4 separate regions of the Mus musculus genome follow, and all the other regions are linked to region 4. The links are chromatin loops, found by intact Hi-C in ENCODE. Cell type or tissue: heart. All regions are shown on one strand. Links, peaks and the distances in the headings refer to the core of each region. The heading gives the core; the rest is flanking DNA.

Evidence for each region. Hi-C counts contacts between places; a loop is a spot of excess contacts. Peaks named below come from ENCODE experiments on the same cell type or tissue, not always from the same donor. Only the 100,000 strongest peaks of a DNase experiment are listed, where the experiment ranks them.
Region 1: it touches region 4 in a loop (2.7-fold over the local background); 7 of 42 quality-filtered maps call a loop at or near these places.
Region 2: a loop joins it to region 4, with 4 times the contacts of the local background. A loop is called at or near these places in 9 of 42 quality-filtered maps.
Region 3: it touches region 4 in a loop (4-fold over the local background); 8 of 42 quality-filtered maps call a loop at or near these places.

The regions. Positions count from the first base shown.
Region 1 is chr11:95,104,103-95,109,603 of GRCm38, reverse strand. No RefSeq gene overlaps it. Among named protein-coding and RNA genes, the nearest start is that of Dlx3, 13 kb to the left of the region's middle. In heart, for the core only: a CTCF peak has its summit at 2,556 (motif pointing right); DNase peaks (open chromatin) are centred at 2,553, 2,943, 3,460 and 3,963; H3K4me3 peaks cover 491 bases; H3K27ac peaks cover 740 bases; H3K27me3 peaks cover 474 bases.
Region 2 is chr11:95,039,241-95,044,741 of GRCm38, reverse strand. It overlaps Pdk2 (pyruvate dehydrogenase kinase, isoenzyme 2), which reads left to right and starts at 3,371. Exons shown (of 11, transcript NM_133667.2): 1 at 3,371-3,603; 2 at 5,252-5,393. The coding sequence starts at 3,486. Itga3 (integrin alpha 3) reads left to right here. Exons shown (of 26, transcript NM_013565.3): 26 at 1-267. In heart, for the core only: a CTCF peak has its summit at 2,360 (motif pointing right); DNase peaks (open chromatin) are centred at 2,351 and 3,281; H3K4me3 peaks cover 1,484 bases; H3K27ac peaks cover 1,449 bases.
Region 3 is chr11:94,998,569-95,004,069 of GRCm38, reverse strand. It overlaps Ppp1r9b (protein phosphatase 1, regulatory subunit 9B), which reads right to left. Exons shown (of 10, transcript NM_172261.3): 4 at 3,759-3,863; 5 at 2,716-2,851; 6 at 2,076-2,228; 7 at 1,938-1,991. Among named protein-coding and RNA genes, the nearest start is that of Gm51875, 8.0 kb to the left of the region's middle. In heart, for the core only: a CTCF peak has its summit at 2,692 (motif pointing right); DNase peaks (open chromatin) are centred at 1,919, 2,297, 2,829 and 3,329; H3K27ac peaks cover 1,729 bases.
Region 4 is chr11:94,936,977-94,942,477 of GRCm38, reverse strand. Col1a1 (collagen, type I, alpha 1) reads right to left here. Exons shown (of 51, transcript NM_007742.4): 2 at 4,374-4,568; 3 at 4,220-4,251; 4 at 4,065-4,100; 5 at 3,873-3,974; 6 at 3,019-3,087; 7 at 2,737-2,781; 8 at 2,521-2,574; 9 at 2,307-2,360; 10 at 1,880-1,933; 11 at 1,707-1,760; 12 at 1,323-1,376; 13 at 1,197-1,241; 14 at 1,045-1,098; 15 at 887-931; 4 more. Among named protein-coding and RNA genes, the nearest start is that of Col1a1, 3.5 kb to the right of the region's middle. In heart, for the core only: a CTCF peak has its summit at 3,015 (motif pointing left); DNase peaks (open chromatin) are centred at 2,987 and 4,007; H3K4me3 peaks cover 60 bases; H3K27me3 peaks cover 1,471 bases.

The sequences.
Region 1 (5,501 bases), core at 1,534-4,033, 170 kb before region 4:
TCGTTTTGGGCTAGATCCCCAGAGCCAAGCAAACACGTCTCCATTTGATCACTTCCCGGATTATTGAAATGACCTATTGATGTGTCTCTCGCTGGGCAGCAAGCTCTCAAGGACAGTCACAATTGCTTCCTACCCTGTCCTCTACATCTTGTACCCAGCCAAGACTATACAACAACTATAGGCTGCCCCTGGGATCTTAGGCCAGCCCTGCTCTGGGCTGGTCCTCCATAGAGTTCAGATCAGCCTGGGCTGTAGGAAAAACCCTGTCTCAAAAAAAACCACAATAAAAAAATCATCACCTTCTCTCCCTGGATTCCTGTAGCCCAGTCACCTGGACATGATTGTGGCTCTGTGGAGCTAAGCAGGGATACCTTACTTCCCTGTATGGAAGCACAGTGACTCATGGGAGTCCACGCCCCTTTCAGCCCATCTGACTAGTCACTTGCTAGGTTCCCTGGGTTTTCCCCACTCTAGGTTCAACCCTGATGGTCCCTGGATGATGCACAATATCTAACAGCAGCCTTTGTTCCCAAAAGGGTGGGTACATAGAGGGAGTTAGGCTCCATGGACGGCTAATTTTATGTGCAGCTGACTTCTGGGACATGTCAGCCTCTGCGGTCATGTTATCCAATTCCTTACAATAAACCTCCCAGGGCCCACACAAACTCTGTTTCCCCGGAGATGAGTAGAGGTGCCTCCCCAGAACATCTGGGAGGAGCAAGTAGAGAAAAGCCCCAGGATTTTACTTTTTAAAAAGATTTATTTATATATTTTATGTATATGAGTGCTCTATCTGCATGTACACCTGTGTGCCAGAAGAGGGCATTGGATCCCATTACAGATGGTTGTGAGCCACCATGTGGCTGCTGGGAATTGAACTCATGACCTCTGGAAGAGCAAGGAGTGCTCTTAATCACTGAGTGTTGGTGTCAGGATTGGCTCCGAACCCATTGACAATTCACCTAGGCGACAGCGACCTGCACACCTGTTGCCAAGGCAACCGCCACCATATTGCCAGAATCCACTTGGCTCACTTCCCACCTTTACCTGCGGCTACATCACTATCCAAATAAAAGGAAGACCCCTCCCGCTGATCTCTCTCTCTCTCTCTCTCTCTCTCTCTCTTTGGCCTGGTGTGGTCTGTCTGGAGCTGTGCTTCTAACACAACACTGAGCTATCTTTCCAGCCCCAGATTTTATCTTAAGATAGGAAGAGATACAACAAAAACAACAGCCAAGTTACCTGCCTAGTCCTGTGAGCTTGATAGGAAATCTCAGTAGTTGGAGCAGTGTGTGAGACAGCCTGGCAGCCTGGGCCCTGCCTGAGTTGAACACTGAGTCTATGGCACAAAGAAGCAGGTTTGTAGGATTGAGACAGTGTCCCCCAGAATGGGGCTGGCCTCTGTGGGACACCATGGAGGCTTCAGGGGCAGGGCACTTCAACCAGGATTGGGACAGGGACAAGGAGTCACATGGATACTTCTACCTGCTGCTGTCAAACAGGCTGTGCCCTTCCAAGGCCCCATCCTCCGAGGGCCTATGAGACTTGATTTGTCCCAGTCAAATTGGGGTTCTATACCTAGTGGGAATGCCAGAGTAAATATCAGTGAGTTCATCACATCTGGGCGTGTCCTTCCAACAATAGAAAACAAATACACAGTTGAGCATCCATGTGTCCTGCAACTGGCCCTGGAGGCTGAGATGCAGGATAAAGGGGGAAGAGAAGGTAGAGGGTGGAGAGAGATGCTGAGGGTGTTTATCCAGGACAGACAGACAAAGCCGCAGTGTGTCAGAGCCCCAATTTTACCAATGTAGAATGAAGCTCAGAGAGGGAGAGAGACCTGCCCAAAGGCACACAGTGATGCCTTCTGTCTTCAGAGCAGAGGCATGTCACCCAGTTGGAGCCTTGACTCTGGTGGTTCTCATCTCTGTCCCAGCCAATAGTGGCATGTGGCTCTGGGCTGGCTGGACCTGCCCTCTCAAGGGAGAGCAGCCGGGCAGTTTCTTCACTTGAGTTGAGAGACATCCACTGACTTTGTAGATTCAGATGTTGGAAAAAAGGCAGAGGGCAGCAGCCAGAGTTCATTATAGCTCTTCTGTTTCTCTGTGGGGAGGGCAGGAAGCCCCCTGCCTACCCTCTCTTTGTTTGGTGGGACAAGAGAGAGGAAAAAAGATCAAACTGGAGGTGGACTTTTCCAAGCATTAGAAGTCTCTTCCTTTTTTATTTTTTAAAAAGAATTATTTTATGTATAGGGGTACACTGTAGCTGTCCCCAGACACACCAGAAGAGGGCATTGGATCCCATTACAGATGGTTGCTGGGAATTGAATGAATAATCTCTGGAAGAGCAGTCAGTGCTCTTAACCGCTGAGCCATCTCTCCAGCCCTAGAAGTCTCTTTCTACGAAGAATTGTAAGTGGCTCGCGCCACACACTCATAAGCCTATGATCTCAAGATAAGAGGATTGTGAATTCAAGGCTAACCTGAGGAAGAGCCAATTCCAGATCCTACCTACACTGTGGGGGCAGGCGCTTATAGTGACTGCAGTTACCATGGTCACCACCAGGTGGCAGGCCCGCCCACTTCCAAAGGACTAGCGGCTGGGAATTAGGATAACTCGGTTGAGTGATGGGTTTGCTTATTCATCCTTCGGTCATTTATTCGATTATCATTCATTCATGGTTTCTATTCCCCAAGCACATTTTTGTGCCAGGAGGCACTGTTTTAGATGTGGCTAGGACAAGGTGGACGGATGTTCTAGGCACTTCACCCTCCCTCTCTGCTCAGCGGGCGGTACAGGCTGTCGCTGGTCAGGCCTACAATGGCGGCAGGTGTCTGTGGGCCAGGTCTTAAGCCACATGGCGGACTGCCTGGGTTTCTTCCCGCTGCAGCCACTTGGGATGGTGCTCCTATCCTTTCCCTCTGTAGCAGAGCCAGCAGGCAGTGGGCCCTGCGCAATGTTTGGATCGCTGCCCTGTATCAGGTCGCCCGCAGCGGGTCTCAGGTGTAGCCACACAATGGTCCCTGGGGCTGAGGTTTTCCCCATCTCTCTTCTTCCTCTAAACACGCTCAACCTCAAACCGCCAATCCCAGCCCCCTCTCCTGCTGCTTCCTTCTGCTCTCTTCAGCAGCTTTTCTCAGAAGTAGCCAGGGAGCTGAGGATGGGTACTAGAGACGCCTGGGCCTGGGATGCTTGGGAATCCATCTGTTTTCTTCGAATCTCCCTCGCTGCCCCTCCTCCGTCCCCCCACCCCACCCCCCATGTCACTAGTTTCCGGTGTGTTGGAAGCATCTTCTCTTTGGCTGTTGACAGGGTCCCCTCCTAAGGACATCCTCTAAAGACCAGGGAGTTTGGGGTTGTACACTGCCCAGGCCTTAGTTCCTCACACAGAGCCCTGCATGCATGGTCCAGATGAAGGTGGTCTACTGCACACAACTATGTGTAGAAGGAGATCATGGGGACCCACCCACCTGTGCCAAGCAGGGTGATGTGTAGGAGGCGGCACTGAGGAACTCACCCAGTACCTGGCACCCTTTGCCCAAGGAGTTGCCCTGATCTAACGTGGAGGTGCCTGCTTCCCACCTTAATAAGAACCACGGGGCTTCAAGGGTTTACACCCTAAGGATGCTGAGCCTACAGGGGACAGAGAGTATCTTGGAAACCATTCTTTGAACAGGTTTCTGATTCCAGAAGAGATCTGCCACTTCTGCCCCAGCTCACATCCTCCCTTATCCAGGGTCCCGGGTCTGGCGACTCACAGCACAGCTCAGCTGGGAGGCATCTAGCTGTGCCCACAGCTCTGGCATCTGGCCGCTGGCCCCACATCCGAGGCGCTCTACTGAGACCTCCCTAGCAGTCCTCTTCCCCATTAGTGTTGTGTTCCCTGCAAGTACATCTAAGAGGTGGGCAAGGCCTGGCGCGCCAAGCGCTCGGGTGCCAGGTGGAGTGGGAGTTCCGCTCTTTATCAGTTCATCACATTCCGCGCATTCCCTCCGGGCTGAGTCGGGGAGGTCAGCCGGAAGGAAGAATGCGGGCGGGGGGTGGGGGTGGGGGCGGCTTAAAGTCCTTGGTCTGGGTCTGTGGGTCTGCTTTAGCTGGGCTTCTGCGGGGCTATCTCTGTTCGCTCCTTCCCTGCACCCCTCAGAGGTCTTCTTCAACACTGTGCGCTGCTCCAAGGTCTCCTCTCGGTGGCTCTCTTTCTCTTCCTGCTCTGTTCCCCTCGGATTTTTTTTGTTTTGTTTTATGTTCTGTCCCCGCCCCCTGCCCTTCTCAGCTGCCTTCTCTCTTCCATCTCTGAATGCTGATGTGAGTCGAGAGACAGGTGAGTAGAATTTATTTCGTGCAGACTGCTTCTGCTCTGACCATTTTCTATGTGTCTTGGGTCTAGGACTTGCCTTCTATGGCCATGGTCCCTTCCACCCTTGGGAACACCGTGTTCTGGGTTTCCAGCCCTGGTTCCCCTAGCCCTTACCACCTCCTCCTCCTCCTCCTCCTCCTCCTCCTCCTCCTCCTCCCCCCCTTCCCTCTCCCCTCCCCCCTCCTTCTCTTTTCCTGACTCTCTCTATCCTGGAGCGATTTCTTTTCAGAGCTCCCTTCCCGTCTTTACAAGGCTAACGGTGAAGGCCAGCCTTCCTGCCTCCCACCTGTACCTAGGTCACTTACTCTCTGGCTAAGATGCCTGCCAGTCTTCTCAGAAGCACCTAGGTATTGGTTTGGTTAGTACTTCAACAGTGTTGTCCTAATGCTAAAATGGGGTATGATAGTCAAACATCAACCCATGAGCCACATCCCCAGTTATCCTCAACATATTACATCAGAAACATAGAGCGTTGTGTCCTCCACAATATCAGAATTTATTGAAAAAAAACAATACATTCCCAAGCCGCCTTGGTTCGGTTGGCAGAGATTTGCCAGTTGTTCTGATTTTTTCCTGTGGTTGTTAACAGTTTCTTTGATTCTAATCTCAACTCCTAATATTAGCTGTCAGAGTCCACACTAACACTTCTCGCAAGAACACACAGATGCACAGGTTACAGGCCGACTGACTGTCCTGCGGGAGGCAGAGCTGACCTGAAGTTCAAGGAAGTCTGTGGAGGACCAGATAAGGAGTCCTACTACAGGAAGGAAACCAGATAAGAAATTTTATGAACCAAAGGCCCAGAGCTACTCCGCCACACAGCTGTCAAGCTAAGTAAATAAATAAGTCCAGGTGACAGGCCATTTGAGGATCAGTTTGAAGCAGGATGAATGTCACGAGCAGGAGAAACAGCGGATGCACAGAGACAGGGGCAGGAGCCCTAGGATAGGATAATCTTCCTGGACAGAGTTTGTGACAAGTGACCAGCTGACTCGTCAGTGTACCTGACATGTTTTGGTCTTGGGTGCTCCTGCTTCCCAAGTGATTGGTAAGCTTTGAAGTTTGTGATGGTTTGACCCTAGGCGCAGATGTCACCATTTCTTAGCATAAGTAATTTACTGTGTCTCCTGGTGTGTTGGTGCCT
Region 2 (5,501 bases), core at 1,195-3,694, 100 kb before region 4:
CAGTTGGCCAGACTTAACTCTGCTCCCTTGACCACAGAGATGAGATTCTGAGCTGCCTGTGGCTTTCTTCCCCTCCCCCAGGGGCTGCATCCCCATTCTAGCAGTGGAGGCTGATTTCCCAGGTCCTCTCCCCATCCCGGTCCACAGGCAGGCCCACTCCCCAGCTCTGTCCCCTCCACCCCACGGTACTATAACAACTTCCCCGATCCTGTGCCTTCTTTGTATATGGGCTTCTCACTAAAATAAATAAACTGTTCCCAGTTTGTACTGCTGTGTCTGCTCCTACCTGCCCCCGCCCCAACGCCCCTCGTCCTGACCAATCTCCGTTCAGTCTGGAGGGGTAATACCCTTCCCTAGCTGGTCCCTTGGCGATGGACCTAGCACCCCACAGCAAGCCACACATGAGAGATTTTGATTCAAGCACAGAGTTCACGGAAATCCAGTTTTAGGGAGAGCGCCATACATGGGGGAGTGCTTTCTTTACCTGTCAGAGTTGTGGCCTGTTCCTGCTGGGTTCATTCTAACATCAAACGCTCCTGGCCTGGATTTGGGGAGGGAGGGAGGGAGGGAGGGAGGGACGGAGGGAGGGAGGGAGGGAAGGAGGGAGGGAGGGGAGTTGAGAACAGACCTGACGCACCCCCAGCTGATCTCAAATTATGTGGATCAGGATGGTCTTGAACTCATCCTCTCCCGTGATAGGGTATCAGGTTTCTTGAACTCATCCTCTCCCGTGCTAGGTCCATCATCAGGTTTGACCCAAGCTGACTTTAGGAAGGGAGAGAGGGGGCAGGGGGAGGAAGAGAGGTCCCATCCAATTGGCCTGGCCCTTGAAAGTACACCCTCTGTGCTACCCGCCACCTCTAATTGTTAGGCTGGTCGATGTCTAGCGATCCTCCCTCACAGACCTGAAGCCTCTCTGCCAACCTCACTTCCTTTCTTCTGTCTGTCTGCTCTACTACATGCCAGGCTGTGTGTTCAGCACTGCAAATAAAGCAACGACTAGGTCAGACACAACCCGTGTCCTCCTTAAACTAAAGTCCAGTGGGGAAGACCCACGAATCAGCAGTTAGCCCACTTTGTGAGAAGCTCTCATGTCATCCTAAGATCAGGAGAGGCACGTAGGGAGCCCAGCCCAGCCCAGGAGCTCAGCAAAAGGACATGGCTAAGCAGCCAAGACCTGAAGAATAGGTACAGGAGGTTGAGAAGAACGATCCAGAACCCCACCCCCACCCCACCACCTCTCCAAGTAAAAAGAGATAGCATTGTCAGTGGTTTAAAGATTAGAGGCTGGGGCAAGGCGGCAGGTAGATGGAGTTGGGAGTTGTTGAGCCTGGCAATCTGAAAAGATGAAGCTAAGGAATGGAGCCAAAGTGGATACTGGGATAACTGGAAAGGCTCCAGTAAGAGGTGGAAAGGTGGACCAGGAGAAATGGCTCAGCAGTTAAGAGTACTTACTGTGTGTGCTTTTGCACAGGCCCTGGGCTGCGTTCCCAGCATCTACACCAGCTTCGTAACCGCCTGTAACTCCAATTCCAGGCAAGCAGATGCCCTCCAGCCCCACAGACACCTATGTGCTGTGGTATGCAAAAACTCACTTGGGTGCACACACATACAGATTATAAATAGATCCTTTAAAAAATTTTTTTTGGGTTTTTTTTTGTTTTGTTTTTTGTTTTTTTTTTTAAAGACAGGGTTTCTCTGTGTAGCCCTGGCTGTCCTGGAACTCATTCTGTAGACCAGACTGGCCTTAGACTCTGAGATCCTCCTGCCTCTGCCTGGGATTAAAGGTATACACCGATACTTTTTTTTTTTTCAAGTGAAAAGGCTCTGTGTGTTGGAACCAACCAGGCCAGATTTGTAGTTGAGAATGCTTGCTAATTCTGTTTTCCTGCCTATAAAATGGAGGAAACGATATAATAATCCAGCAAGCAGTGCCTGGCCCACAGCATTACGCTTTCCAAGGTGAACTCTTGTTTTGTGTTGGCTACAGTTAAACTGTTATAACTTGCAGTGTGTGTGTGTGTGGGGTGGGGGGGTTGAGGATCAAACCCATAGTCTTGCATATTCTAGGAAAACACTCTATTACTGAGTTACTACCAGCTCAAACCCACCTTCTCTACCTTTTGGAGAAAAGATCTTACTAAATTACCCAGGCTGGACTTAAACTCACACTGCCTCAGGTGGGCCTTGGACAGATCTCCTCCTGCCTCAGCCTCCAAGAGGAGCACCAGGACTTCCTAAAGGCCAAACCTCAATCCTGTCTGTGCTTCACAGGGCCATAGTAAAGGCCGGGAAACCACTGGATAATCAATAGTAATGAACCTAGGAAGGCCCAGAGAGTGGGGCACATACCAAGTTTTACCAAAAGAGGGCGCATGACATTTCTCAGGGAAGAGGCAGGGAACTGCTAGGAAGACTGGGCTGGGCTCCCAAGCCGCTAACCACTAAGATGCCTTAGCTCCTGGGGACTCGCAATAAGGAAGCCAGCGGCACAGACAGTTGCTCGTCTCGGGTTAGGTGCACAGAAGGTTACCTTCTTAGGTGGTTGTGCAAGACGCGCAAGGTTTTATGCTCAGTCAAATGAGCGAGGTAATAATAAAATGGAACTTAACTAAAATTAGCACTGACCATAGCTCCTGCTCCCGCCTCTGCCAGTCCTAAGGGGGTTTGGCTCTGGCTGTTTTTGTTGTTGTTTTCCAAGTACCAGAGATCAATACAGGGCTTCATGCATACTGAGCAAGTGCCATGCCTTCTGAGCTACATTCCCACCCTGATATCGGATCTTTTTCGAAAGAGAGAGAGAGAGAGAGAGAGAGACCTTTTCTTGGGCTTTTTGGATATTTATGGAAGTCAGCGGGTTGCACGCATATAGGATAGCTTAGTATAAGCTCGCATACTGGTTTCGGATTTTGCAAGTGTTCATTCTGGGTCCATCATAGGAGTGAGAAACCACTGTGAGCCCCTATAGCAGAGCAGGTAAGCAGGTTGTCAGGTCAAACAGGTGCCTTTAGGAAAGGGACAGGGCAGGGAAGGGAGGTTTTAAAGAAGGAGACAGGGGAAAGAACCAGGGAAAGTAGAACGTCAAACGAAGGGTTAGCGGGACTCTGGGGAAGAAAGGGTTAACTCGGGGCTGGCCCCCAAGAAGTGTAGTTGGCGACAGGAGGCGGGACTTGAGCACAGCCCAGGAAAACAACAGGCCGTCTCCAGCACCTTCACGGTTAAGGAGGTGGGCCTCGAGGAGAGCCACGTGTCGAAGCGCAAGGCTATTGGTTCTCCCAGAGTTGTTTGTGCGCGCCCATTGGCGACGTCGGGGCGCCGGGACAAGCCGATTGGCTAGGCGTTGGAGGCATCGCCAGGGCAAGGGTAGGGAGGAGGCGGCCGAAGCCCGTCTCCCGGCTAAGCTGGGCCGAGCTGACGGCCGGTGCCAGCGCCTCCAGCCCCGGGACAGCAGCGAGATCCAAGCCCGAGCCGCAGGCGCCGTCGCCATGCGCTGGGTCCGGGCGCTGTTGAAGAATGCGTCCCTGGCAGGGGCACCCAAGTACATCGAGCACTTCAGCAAGTTCTCCCCGTCCCCGTTGTCCATGAAGCAGTTTCTAGACTTCGGTACGGAGTCGGCGTAGGCGGGCACCGGGGGCTGTGGGCGCGGGGAAGGAGACCCTGGCAATGAGAGGTTAACATCGGAGGAAGAGGTCCTGGGTGGTAGGAGGGTTGGCTTGGAAGAGTATGGACAGGAATGGGTAAACGGCGAGGCCAACCTGGCTGCCCACAAAGAGTTAAGAGTGCCCCCTTCACAGTTAACTAAGAATGGGGGCGCGGAGAAAGCGTTGCGAGGGATCGTGGAGAGTAAGAGACAGTGAGGGCATAGGACCCTATCCAGACATGATAGAGTTAGTGGGAGATCCCGGCCACTGAGAGTGGGCAGCCAAGAGTAAACAGGAGACGTGCTGTTGGAGTGCTAAGGAGATTCAGCCATCTGGAAGACCTGTGCTGTGCACGAAGGGCGGGGTACTTCTGAACAGAGCAAGGGAGAAAAGCCAGGGCAGGTGGGAAGGGGGCCCCTTGAAGTAGGAGGTGCTAACAGGGGAACTCCCCTGACTGGTGAGCCTCCACCCACTGCAGCTGCCCACTGGGCAAGGACACTTGAAGATCAAATCTGTTCTGACCTGGCAGCGGTTCCTAGCTGGGCAGAGCCCAACTTACCATGAGGTAGTCAGGTGGCTTTCACCCTCCTATGGCTACCCCTGGGTTTCTGAAGATCACCCACTCGGTGTTCTGAGGGTGGAGGTGGCTTTGGGGCAGGAGAAAGCTTTGCGGAGTGGAGGATGGAGACGTTGTGTGGCCCCCATCTGTCTGCAAGGTATTCCCTGGTGCCAGCTGGTGTAGGGAGTGGACCCAGGTCTCTCAAGAGTTGGCTGTGTCACAGGCAGGAGGACAGGAAGATGGCCGACAGGACTTGGGCACCTGTTTTCCAGGATATGCCTTGTTACTCCCTGTTCAGTTGGAGTTGTGAGCTTTGCTTGTGTAGGAAATCCTCCAGGGCCCACTCCAAGTCCCCGCCAAATGAATGCCACAGCTAGAAGGGACTTGGCCGTAGTTCGGTCCACCTATCTGGGGAAAACTGCTGATGATATACAGTAAGTTACAGAAGCATCGCCTGCTGTTGATCCTAGGTCTCCTGTCTCTAGCTGACACAGCTCATTCCTCTACTGCCTGTTAATCTTGACCCTGGACCAAGGTCCCCATTTGCCTCACAGATGGTCATTAACATGGCCAATTCTACATTGGCATTCATCTGTCTCCTCAGCCTAGATGAGATGGCCTGCCTCAGGGATAATGCTGAGTTCCTACAGTCCTGGGAACCTAGTCCTAGCACCCCATGGAGAAAAGGATTTCTTAGGTGCCTCTGCACCCTGGGCTAGCCCCCTGTGATGAGTGCCCACCTAGAGAGATGGAAAGGAAAGTGAGGTGAATCACGCCAGAACAGTTCAGAGTCAGCCCCGGGAACATCTTGTTTCCCTGGTTAACAAACAGGGTTTTCACTGAGGGTCAGTGGGTGATACACTCTGTTCCTAAATTGACATCCACGTGGTAGGATGTCTGGGGAAAACTCAAGCATCGCAAGGCTAGGAGGGCTACCTTGCTGTGTGCCACAGATAGGTCCCATGGTCATTTCAGCCTGCCCAGTTTCCACATGGGTGACTGTCCCCATGGTTTGCAGCTATTGATTGACCGACCCCTCTGTCATCCTCAGGATCCAGCAATGCCTGCGAGAAGACGTCATTCACTTTCCTCCGGCAGGAGCTGCCCGTTCGCCTGGCCAACATCATGAAAGAGATCAACCTGCTTCCTGACCGAGTGCTGGGCACCCCATCGGTGCAGCTGGTGCAGAGCTGGTGAGGTCCCCCTCACATGCCACCACCCCTCCATCCTCACCGTGTTCCTCTGTTCTTGTGTCAGAAGCTAGGACAGAGGCAAGGCACAGGGGCCCCAAGAGGCTGGAG
Region 3 (5,501 bases), core at 1,616-4,115, 62 kb before region 4:
CTCGAAGTCTGAGGTACCATGCCCCAAACGGCACTGTTCCCTGGACCCCCCCCCCCCCCAGCCTGAGCCTGCTCTTATCACTTCCCTGCCTGGTGGAAGATGCTGCTGTCCCACAGCAGTCCAAACGGGTCCTGGTTGTACTTCTGTCTTGCTTGCTGCAAACACCTCGTGCTTTCTAAGCCTAGATGCCTCAGGCCTTCCTGCAGACCCTCACACTTGCCACAAGGCCTTTTCAGGTAGTTCCTTCTGCTAGGAATGCCCCATCTACCCTTCCTTGTAAGCCTGTTGTGTACCAATTTCCCAGAGAAGCCTGCTGGGACTTCAGTAGGGCAGCATTCCCTGCCCTGCAACGGGACAGGGTTCTTCCTGAGCTAGAGGCTGAGGTAGAAACATAACAGTATGCAGACTCATTAAGACACACGAGGACCAGGGTCAATTCTGCCTTTACTCCTAACTGTGCCTGAAGTGGCATTAGCTGTCTGGAAGTTACCTTAGATGTCTGTCAGTTGAATGCCTCTTTGCTTTCTGAGCCTGAAACCACCTGTGACTCCTGAAACCACCTGTGACCCACCGTCTGCTTCATGTCCTGAGAGCACCCACCCCCCCAAAAAAATGCAGCCTGGTCCTTCCTTCTCATCCCTGGCCTGTATCCTGACTCTCCCTGACAGCCTCCGACAAAGCCTCTAACCAGTTTGTCCATATTCAAGTCTTTCTTACCCCCAAGCCTCCTTCCCACACCCGCCCCCATTTCCTAGATGGTGAACTTCGAACACAATTCTAGGGTCCACAGCTCCGTGCCTGCAGAACCGAGGCTACAGTTCTTGAAGGGTGAGGTCTACACAGTGTCGATTTTTCTAGCTTTCCCACCATCTAGCTGCCTCTTCACCTCTCTCAGCAGGAACAGCTACCATACCCTACCAGGCCTCCTTCCAAAGTCAGCCTGCAAGCTCCCAGAAACCCCTGCACTGCCCTGGATGCCCGTCCCCTGCCCTCCTCCATCTATGTGGGAGAGGACACACATATTCCTATTGTGCTGCATCTCCATGGCCCCTGGAGATTGGTTTATCCTACTATCCCGGAAACCCCGTGGGAGTTGGGACTCCTTCAATATATAGAAATCTGTGTGTCTCCAATGCCTGGGAGCGTGTGGGTACCCAATGTGCTTGTAAGCATCTGGTAGGCATGTACAGTAGCCATGTGTGGTTACCAGCTGGTGCTGTTAGTACGAGCATGTGTGCTGCTGGCCCAGGTAAAACTGTGCACGTCCTCTGACACTCTTCCTAGGCCGGGTGGCCTGAATGGTGGTTGTGTCTGTGCGCTTCTGGAACCTCAAGGACAGAATGGGTCTACCTACTCAGGCCACAATGCCCCTGACAGAATCGATCACGGGTGTCTGGAAATCATTATCGGTGCAGACGGAGTGTGTAGGTGTCTAACTGAATGGGTCTGTGGATTCAGGCTGGCGTGTGTCACTATATGCACCACTGTGTCAAAAAGTCTCTATCTTATCTCAGGGCCCGTGCAGAGTGGATGGCTGCTGAGCAGGACACACATACACAAGGAGTAAGACTTGGTTCATCACCGTGGACTTGCTGATACTGACTCTCGACTGAGCACTGACCCTAAAGCAGGCTGCAGCCTTCCTGGCTCTGCTGCAGGATTTCCATATATCGTCCCAGTGGCTTCTCATCTACCCAGCTCTATGCTCTTATACCACACCTTACATATGAGGGGGAAGACACCCAAGTGAATGAATAGGGGAACAGATGGGCCAGAGCTCTTGGGCCCTTAATCCTGATATCCCTGGTCTCACAGTAGCCCATGGTAAACCGTCGTATGTTAGGAGGCTGCCTGTGTGAAGGCAGAGCTCCCTCCTCCAGCGTTCAGCCGGGGTCTTCAGCAGGCACTCACGAGCACACAGGCACGCGCACCCTCACCTTCCGTTTCAGCTGCTGGATTTCCGCTTCAGTGACAGCATGCTTGATCTGGAGCTGCGGACAGAGGGTGGCACTCAGCTCCTAGGGCCAGCTACCCATCTGCCTTCCCCCACTGTCCCAGGGCCCCCCTTTTCCAACCTCCTTGAACTTGTGCACCAGCTTTTCGGGCTCCATCTCCACGGGGGACAGCGCATCCTCGTTCTCTGCTAGTTCAAACACCTCAATGGCCATTTCACCCCCTGGGAACGTTGGGCTCAGTTCTTCATCTTCGTCGGTGGCATACTCTCCTGTCTGTGGAGGGATGCAGGCAATGTGGGTCCATCTACTCCACTTCCCTCAGCAACCCTGCAGCCAGGCCGGACACCAGCAGCAGTATGCTCATGTTGGACTGGGGGGTCTCCACGGCTAGAATAGGGACACTGCAGGCCTGCAGAACCCCCTGTACTGTTTCCTCCATAACTCGGCTTCCTTGAGGACCCATCGCTCTCCTAATCAGGCTCCCTAGATTAGGGGCTCCCCCCAGAGAAAAGACTCAGAGAGGACTGTGTTTTCCTTCTAATTATAGGGAGGCAGAAGAGTGGGACTCTCCTGTTTGACCCGGAGTTCTCTGAGGGGAGGGTCTGCTTCTCTCTCAGACCATAAGTTCCCCTGGGACTTGGGGGTTTTTTGTTGTTATTGTTTTGTTTTTTGCTTTTTGTTTTACCAAGCCTGGAAAAAGTAGTTGAGGCAAATGAGTGCGCTGCTTCATCTAACCACCAGAGGGCAGTCACGGCCCTACCTCCTCATCATCCTCTCCATACTGGGCGTATCTCTGCTCCATCATCTCCCGCTGCCATCGCTCCTGCTCCAAGGTCTGCTGAATTAGCTGGGCCACTTCACTCTGTTCTCCAGGCCGCTCCCGGCCAATCATGAACCTGCAGGGGCACCAGAGTCATCTGTCATTCTGGCGTCACCCCAGCCTGGCTACAGCTGGGAATGCCACTGCCTTCCTTGTTGTGTGGGGCCCTCCCTCCAAACCTAGGCCCTCCCAGGGGAGGTGAACTGAGAGCCTGAGTCCAGAAGCTGTAGAATAAATAATGAATAGGGGAGCTGGGGCTCTCACATGGCTGCCTACCAGGAGAAGCAGGAAGACCTGCTCACCTTCCTGGCCAGCTGTGGGAAGGGGCTGTCAACCATGCTTCGGGGCTACAGGGGACATGGGCTCAGGGGCTCTCGGCATAGGAGCTGTTCCCACCAAAGAGGAAACAACAACCACAAAGCCAAGCCAAGCCAACAGCACAGGAGTGGGCAAAATGGCCCATCCTCGGGAATGGGGAATAGCCTGTAGAGGTGTGACTTGGGTGTGCTCCAAGCCCCGGGTCAGGAAGGGGCAGGATGATGGCAACTGCAGATTAGCACGGGGAGGAAACAGTGGGACTTCCAGGCATCAGCTCCTCCCCCCTCCCCTGGCCACCCACATCCTGTTTCTCTCTAACACCCTTTCCTGGGGGCAGTGCCCCTCTAGAAGTGGGGCAGGCAGCAGTTCCCAGGTGACCTGCCAGAGGAGCACACAGACTTAGTGGAGCCCAACAGGACCTGGGATGAAGCTCTAGGTGGGAGAAGCTAGTTTGGTTTTCCATAGGCGAGCCAGAGGCAGAAGAAGAGGAGAATAAACCGAGAGGAGAACATGGAGGAACAAGGAGAGTGGAAGCCTGAGTCTCAGTGGTGATCAGGGATCTCAGGATGGGAAGGCAGGCCTGGCAGGGGGCTGCAGGCACAATTCCCCGGGCAGGGACCTGGTGCGGAGAGGACCAGCTTTCTGACTGTTCCCTTGACTCTCACCGCACTCGGCCTTTGGTGTTCCTAAGTACAGAGGCTGCAAAGCTCTGGGTCACTCCCACCAGGCTCGTCCCATCCACCTCCACCAGCAGGTCGTTCACTTGGATCCTAGGGAAAGTGAGGTTGGTTAGGGGGTCATGAGAGGGACAGGAGCTGGGTTAAAGGTGGACTCTTCCCACTGGAAACTCAAGGCTCAGTCCCGACAAGGTTCCCAGAAAAGGTCCGAGAGAACCGAGAGAGAGCCAGGCAACACAGATGCAGTTATCCAGGACTACGAAAGGTGGCCAGCATACTTCCTGGAACAACCATACTCTTGTCTCCAGTCATACTCAATGGGGTGATGTGACCTGCTCAGAGCTCATTTTTACATGACATATGCCACTACCCCAATGCCCACCCAAATGCCTTGAACCCAAGCGTTCTCCTCTCCTGCTCACACACCAATCCACATCCACAAAGTTGCACACCCCGGCACAATCTAGCTGTGGGGGTGTCCTGCCCCCCACACACACACAAGAGCAGAAGATGGGGGAAGACTTGGATATCTTCTTCCACCTCCTGGGAGGTTTTGAGCCTCTTGGGGCTTCAGGTGGAAATAGAGAGAATGCCTGAGGCGAGCAGTTTTCCCCCTTATAGGCCACCTTCGCCCAGGATGCTGACATACCTGCTCTGCTAGCACACAGGTGGCAATGGCCAAGCTCTGGAAAGGGAGGGAAGTGCCCGAAGGACGCCATCCTTTCTGTCCCCGCTGCTTTCCTGCCACCTATGCTGCAGCAGGCAAAAGCCCTCTTACGTGGGCCCCCATGCCTCTAACATGACCCTACCTACAGTAACCCAGCCCTCACCACTCATGCCTGGCACGTGGAGGGGGTGTGGGTGTCAACCCTTCACAGCTTTCCTGAGGGAAAGCCTAGCCGTTCCCACTTCCTCCCCCTGCAACACACACAACCGAAAACCTGGCACAGAGGAGCCCGGGTGCCAGAGCTCTAATGCCCTTCGAGAACCTTCTGACTTACGGAACCCCAGGCCTCTGGCCACAGATATTTCACACAGGCACACACACCTATGCACACGCAATGAGCAGCCTTGGCTCCAGAACATGGCCACAACTAGCCCAATCCTATCCATCCCTGCATCCCTGGCTATCTACATTCCTGCCCCATTGGTTTCCACCTGGCTGGGGGCACATAGCTCAGCTGGCAGAGTCATGCTGCATGCATGATGCTCTGTGCTCACAGGGAACCTTTTATCTCTATTTATTTTCGTTTTGTTTTTCAAGACAGGATCTCACTATGTACTCCTGGCTATCTGGGAACTCATTATGTGTTGACCAGGCTGGCCTCAAAACACATAGATCCACCTGCTTCTGCCTCCCAAATGCTGGGATTAAAGGCTTAAGCCACTCCACCTGACTACAAGGAACCTTTTATATATCCTCACTTGGCCTTGCTAGCTCCTGCTTGGCCTGCAGCTCTTTCAATATCACTTCTTCCAAGAAGCCCACCTGTCAGAGTGGTCAGGCCCTCATACTTTATTGTTTGTTTGTTTTGTGTTTTGAACAGGGTTTCTCTGTGTATAGCTATGGCTGTCCTGGAACTCTCTTTGTAGACCAGGCTGGCCTCGAACTCACAGAAATGCACCTGCCTCTGCCTCCCAAGTGTCAGTACTAAAGGCATGCGCCACCACTCCTGGCTAGGCTCTCCTACTTTGGGCTTTCATATATTCCTCTCCACTCTTCCAGTCTGT
Region 4 (5,501 bases), core at 1,684-4,183:
TGAACAAGCGAGGCAGAAGGGAGAGTCTTATACTTACACTGTTACCCTTGGGACCTGGAGGGCCGCTGGGGCCCTGGGGTCCAGAGGGGCCTCGGGCACCAGGGAAGCCAGGAGCACCAGCAATACCAGGAGCACCCTGCAGGAGTCAGGACAGACATTTTAGCCCAAGGGTGGAGGGCATGGGGCAGGTGGCAGGTGGCTCATGGGAGGAGGGCTGCTAGAGACTTACATTGGCACCTTTAGCGCCAGGTTGTCCATCAGCACCAGGGTTTCCCTGTCACATAGAGAAAGGAGGGTGAGTGAAAGCCTAGAACTGTGAAGTTGGCGGGTAGCACAGGGGTCAGCAGCAGGAAGGACACTCACAGCAGGGCCGGCAGCACCAGCAGGGCCAGGGGGTCCGGGCTCACCACGCACACCCTGGGGACCTTCAGAGCCTCTAGCTCCTTGGGGACCAGCTTCACCCTAGATCGGAGGAAAGGACAAATCAGATTGGGGCAGCCAGCATTACTTCTGTATGTCAGGTGTTGGAGGGCGGGGGAGCAAGGACGAGGACTTTGAGAGCTAGGAAGGGGACACCAGGATTGAGTCCAGGATTGTAGAGTGTGCTTCATTCTTGCCACCCTGGGCTTCTCTGATCTGGGTGATGCCTAGCCCATTGCCTATGACAATCATGTTCAAAGAAAGAACGTGCCTCACCTTAGCACCAACTGCACCAGGGAAGCCAGGAGGGCCAGTGGGGCCGGTGGGACCCTGTGGATGAAATGGAAGTTTAGCTACAAGGTGGAGGAGACTAAGAGCTTCTAAGTTTCAAAAGTTGATGTCAGCCCCAAGAGCTGACCCTGAGGTCTCACCCTACTCCCATACTCAAAGTCAAGGCCATACTTACAGGGGGTCCAGCAGCACCAACAGCACCATCGTTACCGCGAGCACCCTGTAAGAGAGAGGGGAAGCCCAATTATGTCCCCTGAGCAGTGGCCAGTACCCTTAGTCCCCAGGGAACTGCAACCAGAGCCCGGGGCATCCAAGGGGGGCAGGAGTACTTACAGCAGTGCCAGGAGGTCCAGGGCGACCTCTCTCACCGGGCAGACCTCGGGGACCCTAAAAACGAAACCAAGGGAGGTCGAATGAGATGGAGACACCCTCTTCTGCAGCCTCCCTCTTGGAGCGCCCCCTGTCACTCAAGCTGGCCTACTTACCATCTGGCCAGGAGCTCCGTTTTCACCAGGACTGCCGGGCTCTCCCTAGGAACAGAGAACAGAGTGAAGCATTCATAGTAGGACTGTTGGGCACAGGTCATTCAGGACCTCTCATCAGTATCTTACCTTAGGACCAGCAGGACCAGCATCTCCTTTGGCACCATCCAAACCACTGAAGCCCTTAATGGGGGGGAAAAGAGATGAAGTAAGACCCCTGTTGGGGGAGTATACCACTTTGACACCCACATGGATTTGACAATAATTTTTGGAAGATCTCCAGCCATCTCTCTGTCTCTGAGCTAAAGTAGATCCCAATTCACCTATCATCCAGCCAGTCTCTTTATTGGGACTTCTTCCCCCACAAAAGGAAGTCCTTTCAGATGTCTAACCTATGACCTTTGAGATATCTCTAGCTACCATCTAACATGATTCACAACAGGATCTCTTAGGGAAGGGGAGAGAATGGTGACTTGGGGCTTTGGGAGCTTCAGTGACTCCAAAGAGACTTACTCGGTGTCCCTTCATTCCAGGGAGGCCAGCTGTTCCAGGCAATCCACGAGCACCCTGGAGAGAAAGGCAAATGAGGACTTGGAAGGGTGTCAGAAGGAAGGGCTCTGTGACTATTGCTCCTAAATGTATCCCCAGTGCAGTAAGCCCTGGGCCCACCCTCACATCCTGCTCACCTGAGGTCCAGGAGGTCCACGCTCACCAGGACGGCCGGGCTTGCCAGCTTCCCCCTACAGAGAGAGAAAAGCCCATTATGGCAATGCTCCTCTATCCCCCATTGAAGGGTGGATTCAGTTTAAGGGACCAAATCTAACTTCTAACCTAAAACTCAGTTTATATCTACAGTGGTGTATTCATTTCCACATCTGCTCACCCAGAACTCTTAAACCTGGATTACTCCAAGGGATGGAGATGGATGGGGGTGAGGATGCAAGTGGGGATGGAGGCTGCCTCACTAAAACATTCTATTCAGTGGAAAGATGACTGCCAAGGGTCATCTTGACTTCTCCTGGTTATTGGTGCTGAGACCCTGCTGGGAAGATTTCAGGACCCACATAGAGAAGGCCACAGGATTTGATAGTGTCTTTCCCCAGGGGTACTTACATCATCTCCATTCTTGCCAGGAGGGCCAGGGGGACCTCGGGGACCCATTGGACCCTAGAGGGGACAGGAGAAGCATTTAGAACTCTTAGATGAGAGACAATAAGGAGGAAGACTGGAGCGAGGAGGTGACAAGCTACCCCTCTCTCAGTACAGGTGACTTTCCATAGGAGAATTTGTGGAGATGGAGGTGTGTCGGCATGGAGGACTAACTTACTGAACCGCCAGGCTCGCCAGGTTCACCAGGGGGGCCTTGGAAACCTTGTGGACCCTGAAGAACACGAGAGAAGGATAGGCTCAGAAAGGCAGGTTCCTCCCGGGCTGTCTCCCTCTTACAAGAGATGTCTACCAGCCTTCTGCCCTCATCCCCATCTCCCCCACCCCCGCAACAGTACATGCCCAAAATGATCCATGAAGACCCTTAGATACGTACAGGTGCACCAGGGGGGCCAGGGAGACCACGAGGACCAGAAGGACCCTACAGAAGGAAAAAGAGGGGCTTTTGATATCTGTGAATAAAGGCAGTATGGCAGAAATCTGTTTCTACCTCTTCCTGTGGGGATCACTGTCTGACTTGCATCTACTGTAGATCTCAAGTCCCTAAGGTGGCCTTTACCTCCCAAGCTATCTGTACCACCCCCTTGCAGGACATCATTGGCCTTTCTCTTCGGGATGCCTATCCTCTGTGTGGTCACTGCTCCCCCTGGTGGCTCACCATGGGGCCAGGCACGGAAACTCCAGCTGATTTTTCATCATAGCCATAGGACATCTGGGAAGCAAAGTTCTAGAAAAACAAGAGAGAATGTGTGAGAAATTGGACTCTGGATGGTAAATTGAAAGCCAGGAGGCATTAGCAGTAATGGGACAAACGGATGTAGGCTTCCGGAAGTAATTAACTCAGGGAGACAGCAATATAGCCTGTAAGATATTCCTGTACCAGACACCTCGACTGAATTTAATCTAACCAGACAATCCCAAACTACAGAAGAACCTATAAAATAACACCCTCTGCCCAACAGCCAGACTCTTCAAAACCTTCCCAAGTCAAGGATGACATAGAGTCTCAGAAACAGTCTACATTTGTGGGAACCAAAGGAATGAGACAATGGAATGCAATTGGCGGTCTTAGACAGGAAGGGGGCGGGAGAAATGCTATAAAGAACATTTTGGGAGGCATTGGTGAAATCTGCAAATGAGATTGCATATCAGGCAATATTAATCAGGCTAGATCAACATTAAATTTGGTGCTATGGTTCCATAGAATGCCCTTGCTCTTAGGAAATGCACTTAAGATCGTAAGTCACGGGCACGTTCTTGGCAACTTATGTCTCAAATGGTCCAGGACATACAGCGACATAGAGAACTGGGTGCCCAGAAAGTGGCAAAGCGGTTGTGTTGAAGAGTGTATAGAAGTTCTATTCTATTCTATTTTCTGTAAGTTTATAATTATTTTAAAATAGAAAACTATGTCTGACAAAACCAAAGCAAAGAAAAACAAACAAACAGACAGACAAACAAACAAACAAAACGGGAAGTCACACCCCTCTGGGGTCTCCAAGATCTACTTACTCCTCCAAGGCCAGGGGGTCCGGGGGGCCCAGGGGGACCAGGAGGACCAGGAAGTCCAGGCTGTCCAGGGATGCCATCTCGTCCAGGGGGGCCAACGGGTCCCTGCACCAAGAGACGGAGGGGGCTGCTATGAGCACAAATCAGAGCCACGCCCCCTCCAGTTTCCCAGCTCATTTAGAATACGATGCTTACCCTTGGGCCTTGGGGGCCAGGGTCTCCCTTGGGTCCCTGTGGGGTTGAGGATGAAGAAACAAAAGGCCGTTAAGAGAAGCAAAGAAAACTGCAGTTTATTGGAGGACAGTGGGGGTCGTGGACGGGTGGGAGGAAAGTAGGGAGCAGATTATTACCTCGACTCCTACATCTTCTGAGTTTGGTGATACTGGGGAGAAAAACGTTCAGTTAGAAGTAAATTTACTAAGGTACCTGGGGGTGTTATAGGCTTTCAAGACATAGGCGAGGGAGGGACTCCAACCTCCCTTAACCCTAGGACCAGAACCGTACCGTATTCTTCCGGGCAGAAAGCACAGCACTCGCCCTCCCGTCTTTGGGGGTTGGGACAGTCCAGTTCTTCATTGCATTGCACGTCATCGCACACAGCCGTGCCATTGTGGCAGATACAGATCAAGCATACCTCGGGTTTCCACGTCTCACCATTGGGGACCCTTAGGCCATTGTGTATGCAGCTGACTTCAGGGACTGAGCAAATGGGAAGAGACACAGGATGTGTGCGGGTCAGAGACCTTACCCCGGAGCACCAGGGATCCCAGCCTTACTCACTCTTTGCCCTGTCTAAGAGGCGCACGGAGACTTCCCACTTCCTGAATCTTTCCCCCCACTCCCTATATTCTTCCCTCAAATCCTTAAATGCAGGTCTGCTCCATATCGGCGACGTTCAGTGACAGCACCAGGGCGCCTGGCCAGGACTATAACGTCCCAGTTCTCAGGAATTTAAACAAAGCTCTAGACTGGGGTTTCTTCCAAACAACTTCAGCCCACGCGCGCGGGAACCAAATGAAATAAAAAAGCCTGCTGAAGGAGAGTAGGAGGGCTCCTACGCAGTAGGTGGGGGCTCGTGGGACGTGGTTTGCGCGGAGACAGGAGGCGGGGGTGGGAGGAGAGAAGGGGAAATTCAGCCCTGGTCCCACCTCCTTTCCCGGGGCAGGTGGGGCGGAATGGGCGGGGCTACAATGTGGAGGGGCTGATTTCAGTGGAGCCCTGTCCAGTGTAGTAAAATGTATCCCTAAAGTTAGATACATCCCAATTTCCAGCTCCCAGGAATCTTGAAAACTTGCTAACTAGACAAGCCGGGTCCTTCAAAGCCAGTAGTGCTTTGGAATCTCCTTAGCCAAAGAAGTCAAGTCTACAAATAGTAATGATGAGTTAACCACGCCCACCGCTCCAGGACCTGATCAAGGCAACCACTAGGTGGCGGGCAAAACTAAGCAATGCAGGGGCGGACCGACTTTTACTCGGCCTGGGTCACTTCTTTCAAAGACCAGAGCTACCCCATCCATCCCTGCTTTTATTTTCCTAGTCTGGAGATGAGGGTCCGCAATAACCCAGGTTTTCCTTCTCAGCCTGTGCGCTGTAAAGTGCTGTACCAGGACTCGTAGTGCTCTCGGCTGGCCA